Linked DNA regions of Homo sapiens: region 1 is linked to region 2. A link is a contact called in ENCODE Hi-C or POLR2A ChIA-PET data. All regions are on one chromosome and are shown on one strand. The core of a region is the stretch at or near the end of the contact, and the rest is flanking DNA. Distances in the headings are between cores, read along the strand shown. Region 1 holds the start of CPLANE1 (ciliogenesis and planar polarity effector complex subunit 1). Region 2 has its middle 20 kb from the start of SLC1A3-AS1.

Region 1 (4,936 bases), core at 345-2,844, 500 kb before region 2:
GAGAGGGTGAAAGGGAGACTGATGCTTATTTTACACATTCTGTGTTCCCAAGCCTCCCATCGAGCTTCTGAACCACGCATCTAAATTGTTCACTAGATAGCTCCAGAGGCATCGCAAAATGGATGTGCTTCAAAATGAAACTATTCCTCATTCAAAACCTAGCTTAGTTTTGAACCTTCCCATCACCCAGATAGAGAAAATGGACCTGTGCATACTGCGATCATGGTATTTATGACTGCACTGTAACTTAAGTGTGTGTGACTCTCTTTTGAATAGGGACACCATCTTCCCCTCTTTATACCTAGCATAGTGTCTGACACACATAAGTGCTCAATGATTTTTATTTTAGCAAATTGTAGTCATTTCCATACATTATTTTTTACAGTAAACATTGCCGGATACATTTCCATACGTTTTTAAAGAATAGAGGAGGAGGAAGAGGAGGGAAAAAAAGGAAAATAAATAAATAAACGTGTGGAGCAATCAACTCCAGAATCACACCAATATTTCTAGGTCTAATGGCCACACAGCAAAATCAGCCTCAGTTATCCCATTGTCTTCATATCTTAAGACCTAAAAATGGGAACACAGGATTGTGGGAATAGGTTAGGATTTCTCAGTTTCCAAATTTTTCTGTGAGACTTTTATGCTAACTCTAGCACGGCTTATGTAAAATGTTCGTGATTTGGGGGTGGATCTAAACCACCTCAGATCTATAACCTCTGAGATAAGTGGGGCTGAGCTGCCAGAATGCCATCCGCCATTTATCCCACCCAGAGACACAGGGGTAATTGTGGTTCTGATGCAGCCAGTTCGCCTACCCTGTAACGCTTATTTGCTAAAATAAACCAACCTAAGAGCTAGCCATCCAATGCAGAGGGCAGGGCCATTTTCGGTGCAGAACATACCTGGCCTAGCCAAGGGTGACAGGGTCCTGCCTTCAAAAACAGGCCAGTCACATGAAAGAGTGAAGATGGGCGCATGTGGAGGAGGACAACAGGCCACTGCCTGAGGCCTTCACATTTAAGCTACACAAAAATGCTTTTCCAGGTGAGCAGAGCTCTCGGGCTGCCTGCTTGTGACCCCTGCTCCTGTCAGTCACGAGAACAGGGCGAAGGAGGCGAAAACAGTGCGGAGAATAAGTCCGTAGGACAGTGAGTTCGGAAAATGCCTTCTTCAGTGTTCCAAGGTGCCCACGTGAACTGAGGAGGGCAGAGCAAAACCCCTTATTTTCGGGTCTGTGCAGGGTCCCCGCTAGGAAGGGGCAGCCCTTGAGTTTCATGTTGGTCGGTTATTAAGCGGCTCCCCCGTGAGCCCCGCCCAATGCCTGTGCGCTCAAACTAGCAGCGTCCGAGGAACGCGTTAACTGGGAGAAGTGAACTGAGGGGGTCCGGCGGCCGCTGAGGAGGGGAGCGCGCGGGAGGAGGGGCGAGGAGCCCGGAGGCGGGCGCGGCTGGCAGCTTAGAGGGCCCGGGCGGAGGCCTGAGAGCAGGGCTGGAGGGGCGGAGGACCGGGGAGACCCGCCCGCGGCGTTCCCGGCCGGTTCTGAGCAGGCGCCGTGGCAGCGCCCGCGCCCCCTGCCCGCCCTCCGCCGTCGCCAGGACGCAGGCTCGCGTCAGGGCTGGCGGTAGGGCCCGCAGCTGTCGGCCTGGCGTCTTCACCCCGCGCAGTCGGCCTCGCCTAGCCTTCTCGCGCCTGACTGGCCGGACCCTGCCCCTGGCGGAGGTAACTGCCCGCGGATTCCTTACCCCGCGATCCTGGCCTCCTCGTAAGCTCCCCGGACCCGGGCGTCCTCGGTCTCCCCTCATCTACTCTTCTGTCGGGCAGGTCCGCGACCTTCCGCCTCCCGGGCCGTCTCCCGCCGCACCCGGCCCTGGTACATCCCCACTACCCAGTCCGGGCCCGTCCTCGCTCTGGGCCTACCCCAGCCTCCCAGCGTCGCCTGCTGACGGAGCGCGGGAGCCCCAAGGGGCCGGGGTCACCCGGCCGGCGTGGGTGGTGCCAGGCTCGGGCCACACCTCGGCACCGGACCCGAGTCCCCCAGCTTCTCGAGCAGGATCCGGAGGAATAGAACGTCAATTTTCCTCGCTCTTAGCAATTTTAAGATTGACTAATGGATTTAGGGTATGTCAGTGCATAAAGTTCCCAGTATTTTTTCACTCAATAATTTTAGCAGCGCTGATACTATTGACTGGATTTGTTATTTCATTAGGAGCTGCAAATGATGCTTTTCTAATGCCGGCGTTTCTCTGGCATTTGGTTAACCCTTTTGTGAGAATTTATTTTATTTGCAATTTTATTTATTTATTTTTGAGCCGGAGTCTTCGCTGCGTTGCCCACGCTGGAGTGCAGTGGCTCTCACAGGCACAATCACAGCTCACTGCAGCCTCGAACTCTCTTGTCCTCAAGCGATCTTCCCATCTCAGCCTCCGTGCTGACTGATAGCTAGCATCTTGATAGATCTTTGTGTGCTGTCTCTGAGTAGTTTTTCTTTTAAAGCTATTTTATTAAAAAAACAAAAAAACAAGCCCATCTAATTTGGCCGGGCACAGTGGATCACGCCTGTAATCCCAGCACTTTGGGAGGCTGAGTCGGGCGGATCACCCAAGGTCAGGGGTTCGAGACCAGCCTGGCCAACATGGTGAAACCCGGTTTCTACTAAAAATACAAAAAAATTAGTCCGGTGTGGTGGTGCATGCCTGTAATCCCAGCTACTCGGGAGGCTGAGGCAAGAGAATCGCTTGAACCCGGGAGGCGGAGGTTGCAGTGAGCCGAGATCGCGCCACTGCACTGCAGCCTGGGCTACAAGAGCAAAACTTCAACTCAGAAATAAAATATAAATCAAAACTTTATGAAAATTGTCAGTTAAGATCTTCAGTGGTCCATGCGCAGTGGATCGTGCCTGTTATCCCAGCACTTTGGGAGGACGAAGTGGATGGATCACTTGAAGTCAGGAGTTTGAGACCAGCCTGGCCAACATGGTGAAACCCCATCTCTACTTAAAATTAGCCAGGCGTGGTGGCACACGCTTGTAGTCCCAGCTACTCGGGAGGCTAACGCAGGAGAATCACTTGAATCCGGGAGGCGGAGGTTGCAGTGAGCTGAGATCATATCACTGCACTCCAGCTGGGGCAACAGAACGAAACTCTTGTCTCAAAAAAAAAAAAAAAATGCCCAGTGAATATTATGCATCATTTATATTTTATTACTATTATTGTTTACAGAATCTTGGGACTGTTTTACTTAATTGGTCATTGATAGCTTAACAAACATGGAGATAAGATTAGAAATCTTGACATCAACAGGTATTAAGCAGAAAAAACCATGGCCACGTGTCTCCTGGTTGGGAAAGGTAGGTTTTTCTTTATTCATGCAATACCAGTTTTATATATGTTATATGTGTGTTTTGCCTGTAATATAGGAGTGTTCTATGATCTTAAATAAATAAAACATCATCTACTGGAGGAGGATCTACAGGAGGATCACCTACCTGCACACTGAACAGGGTTTTGTGTGTGTTTCGTTTTTATTATAATGAGCAAGTTAGCTTTTCCAGAATGTTAAGTGGTTTATTTAGAAGATTTTTACTTAAACTATTTTTTTCATATTATGTTTAAGTCAAGTTTAAGTTAAGTTGAGATGGCATATATCAAAAGGGAATATTTAATGTCCTGAGCTTTCCTTTACTGGAACAGTTAATGGAGTGTTTCCTCCTATTGTGGTTTTCATGATTGTGCTATGAAGTGTTCTTGGAAACTAGGATGGAAGAAATGGGCCACAATACGTTAGTAATCCAGGAATGCCATTCATAATATATGGCATAGATTCCCCACTTAGGGAAAGTAGGCAACCCTACTTTATTTGTGATGATTATTGAAATAAAGTGTTAAATTTCCTGTGAGAAATTATACCACTAACTCCCCTGTAACAGGAGTTCTCAAACTATCAGAACTATCTGGAGAGGTGGTTAAAACACAGATTGCTGGGCCCTGTTCCCAAAGTTTTCAGTTAATTAGGTCTGCTGTAGGGTTGGATATTTTGTATTTTTTTATTTTTATTTTTTGAGATGGAGTCTCGCTCTGTTGCCCAGGCTGGACGCAATGGCATCCTCTCGGCTCACTGCAACCTCAGCCTCCCAGGTTCAAGCGATTGTCTTGCCTCAGCCTCCTGAATAGCTGGGATTACAGACGCATGCCACCATGCCCAGCTAATTTTTATATTTTTAGTAGAGGCTAGGGGTTTCACCATGTTGGTCAGGCTGGTCTTGAACTCCTCACTTCTGAGGTGTTGCTGATGCTGCTGGCTCAGTTATACCTTGAAAATCACTGCCTTAGAATATATGAAAACAAAGTTAACTCAAAACAGCCTACTTTTTCTAGGTAATAAAAAATGAGCAGAGTCAGGGATTTATGAATTTCAGAAGCTATATCTATTTTAATCTAAGTAAATAATTTAAAAACTTGCTCATACTACTGTTAAAATTGATGAGAGTCAGGTTCAGTGGTATGCACCTGTGGTCCCAGCTACTCAGGAGGCTAAGGCAAGAGGATCGCTTGAGCCCAGGAGTTCTGGGCTGCAGTGTGCTATACCGATTACGTGTCTGCACTAAATTCGGTATCAATATGATGACCTCCCGAGATCAAGGGGCTGGGGTAACCACCAGGTTGCCTAAGAATGGTGAACTGGTCCAGGTCAGAAATGGGCCAGGTCAAAACTCTCATGCTTATTAGTAGTGGGATAGTGCCTGTAAATATCTACTCCACTTAAGGCTGGGCAACAAAGTGAGACCTCAGCTCTTAAAAAAAAAAAAAAAAAAAGATTAAAAAGTAGATAAGCCAGTTTTGGCTAGCAGAATTAGAGGACACTCCTATAATTTTAAACTTCAAAGAAATTGAAATACAACTACTAGGTAGCCTTACCTATTAATTCTAACGAG
Region 2 (5,055 bases), core at 1,385-3,884:
CCTTTGTCAGATGAGTAGGTTGCAAAAATTTTCTCCCATTCTGTAGGTTGCCTGTTCACTCTGATGGTGAAACTTTTATTTTAAAAATAGCAATTATATTCTAGATTGGGTTCTCAACCTTTTGTTCTGCTTTTTTACTGTTCACATTCAAAAGTGACAGTTCTCATTCACTAAACATTGTTAAACGCATGTCCTTCCCCACTCCCTCCTGCAACCCTTTCCCTCTAGAATCCTTGTTTGCCTTCCATTGTCTTACCAGACCTGATTGTCTCCAGCAAGGATAAAGCATGAGGGAACACTTCAAATTGTGTGTTAAATATTGTTGGAAATAGCATGTACAGGTAGTAATGTCATAGTGTGACAGAGTGATAATCTCTTCTTGGTTATGTCCTCAAGCACCAATTCAATTTGGCTCAACTCAAAATATTCATTGAGCACCTGCTGTTCTCCATGATCTGTCTTAGGCATTTGGGACATAACAGAGACAAAGAACAGAAAAAAATGCCTGCAATGTTTTGTTAACCTTAGCCCCTTTAGATGGAACAAATGAATTTTAAAAATTGTAATCATCCTTCTGATAGGGTGAGATGAGGGATGCTCCACCTTGCTTTTCACTGGTACTCACTATGTACAACTCACATGATTAAGTGCCTAGGTAAGGAACCTTGAGTACTTGACAGAATAAATTGAAGTGACTCCAGGCCATTGAGTGAAAGCTCAGTTTGAAAATGTTTAGCTTGCAGATCAATAACTCATGAGAAAGAAACAGCTTTGAAAAAGTTACAGTCTGTGATCTATGAGGGCATTGTGCCCTGGGAGGACTTAATGGACATGTAGGAGGTATGTTGGGTTATTCTGACTGGGAAGACTTCACAGGATTCTTTAAGTAGCTCTGCTGGGCCTCTCTGGGCTTCTAGAACCATCATGTTCAAATGGGAGCCATGTACCTATGATGAATACATACGTAATGTTTTAAAAGACATGTGAAATGGACTCTTGGTTATTGGTAATACATTTTAATTTTGGAACAGATATATGCTGGTTTGGTCTAAAACACAAAATTCTTTCCAGGAGAATGCGTTGTAATGGGCTGTAGCTATTGATTCAATAAATATTGATCCCTACTGTGTCAGAATATATATTCTGTCTCTATATACTTATAGACATATATGTATATGTATGAATCTGTATAGAGAGAGAATACATAAAAAATTGGTAGTAGATACTTAATACAGTGAATTTACTAAACATGCAGCACATACTGTTTACGTTGCTTCTATGATAGTCATTTCTGCCTTGTATATTCTTACCTTGTAGAGTTACATCATTCTTCTTGTTTGGATTTGGGTTCCCCATCTAGTCTCTGAGCTTTCCTGGGTTGGACTGTATAGTCCTGCTGGCTGTGCCTCTCCCCACTCTACCCCTTAGCAGTAATTAGCAGAGAGCTACTACTAAGCATCAAACGGGGCAGACATTTAGCTGAGAGCAGTTACAGTTCTCTAAAAGCCACTGCCTGTTCTGCAATTTTCTAAGGTAGTGTGTTGACACGATGGGAAATTGATAGAAAGACGTTAGAAGAAAGTATAATATGTCATAAGGCAGTCAGTGCTTCCTAAACTTTAACGTGTCTGCAGATCACCTGAGGATCTTGTTAAAGGGCAGATTCTGCCTCACTGGGTCTCCGGCAGGGCCCGTGAATCTCCATGTAACAAGTTCCCCAGTGAAGCCACGGACTAAACTCGGCAGGAGCAAGGGTATGTGTAAGGGCAGCATTGGAAATCAGACCTTTCAAAGGTAAAGAACTCAGGACGCACCCCTGCCCCAACCCTGGCTGCCCACCCCAAGCTGGGCCACCTGGGATGGCACCTGGCTGGCCCCTGAGTACTGTGTGCGTGCGGGACCCACAAGGGCCCGGCCCCTCTCCCTTCCCCCATTGCCCCAGAACCTGCCGGCTGAGCCTGAGTCGGAGCGCAGCCAGGTGAGGTGGGACGTCTCCACCCGCTCCCCCTGAGACCTGGCAGACCGGTTTTACCTGTCCTGGTCCGGAGGAGGCTCCCGACTCCACTGCAGACAATCCCTCCTCCTCCTCCCCGCCACCGTTCTAGTCGACTACTCTCTTCGTTTTGCTACCTGACACTCCCAAAGCCGCAGAAAGCAAATCCCCAGCACAGCAGCTGGTCGAGCACGGGCTCCAGCGACGTGTGTGAAACTGTTCAACCCAAAACACAAACACCAGCCACTGACATGTTTTAAGAAACGCTACAGTTGGATGACTGCGGAACCAAAACAGACCAAATGGGAGGCAAGAAGGGAAAGCAATTGGCCCAGTTCGGTTGTAGCAGCGGCTCGTGTTACACTCCCTTTGCCAGTTAGCGTCGTGGGCGTTTGTTGCTGTGTTAATTACAGTTCCTCCCGGAGTCGGAGGCGAGAACAGCCCTTGTGGAACAGTTTCAAGTGGAACGTTCCACCAGGAAGAAAACAACTGCCTTCCTCCCCAGCTGGGGAGGGATTCCGCCAGCCGCACTCGGGCAGCCCTGCGGTGCGCGCGGACACCTGCGAGCCGGGCACCCTCGCGCCCCTGCAGCGCGGCTGGAACTGGGACGCCGGGCTGGGGGCCGTGCCCAGGGGCCAGCTGCCGGGACGAAATAAAGCCTTGTTGGCTCCCCCTGAGGGACATGCCTGGCACAGCAGGCAGAGCGCACTTTTCAGTTTTCCTGTTTTCTCTAGAGTTCCTGGGAGCTCCCGGGAAGCAGCGGGGCGCGGGAGGAAGATTGTTTTATCTTCGGATGGGCGGGATGAGAATGGGCGCCAGGGATTCAGAACCAATCAGGGACAAACTTGAGACGGCGCAGCAGGGTGGAAAGTCCACGGTTGGACTTGATCCGGTTCCATATCCTACCTCTGCCTCTGATCAAGTGTGTGACTTTGGGCAAGTTGTTCCCAAGTTGCCCAAAGTCGTTCCACTTTTCTGAGCACCGTAGTCTCACACCTACCTCAAAAGATAGGGAAGAGGTCATACACCTATGTGGCATTGGCTACGTTACCGGGACCCTTCTAAACATATGATCCTCGCAGCAACTTTATAAAGAAGTACTTTTTAAATTGCCATTTCACTGGATCTGTTCTGGGTGATAGTTAGTCGTCATCAGAAATGTGATACTGTGGACGGAAGCATAAGGTTGTCCTCCCCTAGTAACAGTGATCTGTATCTCAGGAGGCTCCCTGTGGTGGGGAGTCTGGTGTCCAGAGCAGGGCTTGTGGGAGAGGGAGATGGAAGGGCTGAGTCCTAGAGATGTTAATGAATGTGCCCACGGTCACACAAGCTGATGAGTGGTAGGGCCAGGATTGGAAACAAAGTGGTCTAGTTCCAAAGTCCATGCTGTAAGCACAGCACTAAACTGCACGTTAAATGATAATGTGTATGTAAAGCACCTGAAGAATAGCAGGGAGGTTGGTGGTTTTTATTGTTTCCATTATTACAGACACATAAACATCAAACTAATCCGAACTAGCAAGGAAAGTGGCAGAGCTGTGAGGGTCCAGGTGATTAAGGAAAATCCATCAAAGGCAGCTGGACAGGAAATGAGAAATAGGAATGTGGATCTCAGCTCTAACTCCATCAATGTAGTCATGCCACCATGCAAGGTGTATCCGCAGCCTAGACGTGGTTAAAGATCCTAGAAAATCAATTAGGCCAAGCCACAGGGTGAGGATGGCTCAGCAAGAAGGGTATGAGTCTATGAGTCTACACCAGTCTCCTGTTACCAACCTGTTCTCTATCAGCTACTTAGTCCAAAAATTCTGAACTGTTAGTTTTTCTACTATTTCAAAAAATACATTTGTCTGCAGTGCTATTTGGGCTTCTTAAGAGTAAAATTCTTGGAATCAACTCAAAAACTGCAATCTAAAAACCACGGTGTGCACTAGAAACTGCCATTTATGCACACTTATGGGCTGGCACAGACACCTAAAATAATATATGGGAAGTGCTTCAGAATGAAAGCTCTGGGTAATGATATTTTAAAAGGATACCATACATGTTTTGATTGGAATGATAATCTTCCTGGGAGAATTTTGTCATGAATGTGTGACTTTTGCTCACAGTTTCATGTCCTTCTTGGTAAAGCTATTTTCAGAATAGCACAGGGACAGGGTAGAAAAGGATCAGCCCAGGAAACAGGTGAGAGTGGTACAGTTTCTGCCTATGAAGAATTGCCATGGAGGTGGAAGGCAGGTTTTTGGGTTCTACAGAGAGCTGCCTACTGATTTTTCACCAGGGCAATGCCCATTCATCAGGATAATCCAGGGCTAGCTGTGAATTTTTGCACATGGAATTAGCTTCCTATTGCTGCTGTAACAGATGACCACAAATCTGGTGGCTTAAAACAACCAAATTTATCATCTTACACTTCAGTATGGTAGAAATCTGACAAAAATATGTCTCGCTGGGTGGTAATGAATGTGTCAGGCTGCAGGACTGTGCCCCTTTCTGCAGGATCCAGGGGCAAATCCATTTCCTTTCTTCTCCAGCTTCCAGAGGCTTCCAGATTCTTCGGCTTATGGGCCCTTCCTCCATCTTTGAAGTCAGCAAGGCAGAGGCAGGCATTGCATCACTCCTGAGTCTCTCTTATGCTTCCCTCATCTTCTTTTAAGGACCCTTATGATTATGTTGGGCCCTCCCAGAGACTGCAGTATAACCTCCCTATTTTAAGGTCCTCTGATTAGCAAACTTAATTCCATCTGCAACCTAAATCCCCCTTTGCAATGTAATGTAATAGATTCACAGGCTCTGAGAATCAGGATGTGGACATCTTTGGGGGCCATTGTTCTGCCTGCCACACACCCCAAATGCTCTGGTAACAGGGATAGCCTTAATTCACAAACATATGCTCAGCACTTATTCTCTGAAAGGCACTTACTCTGTGAAAGGTACTATTAGAAGGGGCTTCTGGGTCATGCAGACCTGTGTGTGAATCCTAGCTCTGTCATTTACTAGTTATGTCATTTTAGGAGAGTTATTTAGCCTTTCCAACCTACAATCTCCTCATCTGTATA

What was found. Hi-C counts contacts between places; a loop is a spot of excess contacts on that map. ChIA-PET counts read pairs that join two places held with the same protein, here RNA polymerase II (POLR2A). Pooled maps may share reads with other maps.
Region 1: a loop to region 2 is called in a map of endothelial cell of umbilical vein, with 4 times the contacts of the local background. The contact joins the promoter of CPLANE1 here to the enhancer-like site in region 2. A Hi-C loop is called at or near these places in 1 of 168 maps with a recorded cell type or tissue (endothelial cell of umbilical vein), 1 of 37 single-sample maps with no recorded cell type and 4 of 50 pooled maps. POLR2A ChIA-PET finds 5 or more read pairs at or near these places in 1 of 52 experiments (WTC11).

What each region holds. Positions count from the first base shown.
Region 1 is chr5:37,246,034-37,250,969 of GRCh38, reverse strand. CPLANE1 (ciliogenesis and planar polarity effector complex subunit 1) reads left to right here and starts at 1,594. Exons shown (of 53, transcript NM_001384732.1): 1 at 1,594-1,725; 2 at 3,225-3,352. The coding sequence starts at 3,272. CPLANE1-AS1 (CPLANE1 antisense RNA 1) reads right to left here and starts at 1,924. Exons shown (of 2, transcript NR_134263.1): 1 at 1,749-1,924; 2 at 324-573. It also overlaps the pseudogene RN7SL37P. RefSeq lists silencers at 1,274-1,753, 1,954-2,093.
Region 2 is chr5:36,742,375-36,747,429 of GRCh38, reverse strand. No RefSeq gene overlaps it. Among named protein-coding and RNA genes, the nearest start is that of SLC1A3-AS1, 20 kb to the right of the region's middle. RefSeq lists a silencer at 2,623-2,712. Within about 2 kb of position 2,634, at least 24 of the 41 ENCODE cell types and tissues checked have a DNase peak (open chromatin) inside an H3K27ac peak, as active enhancers do.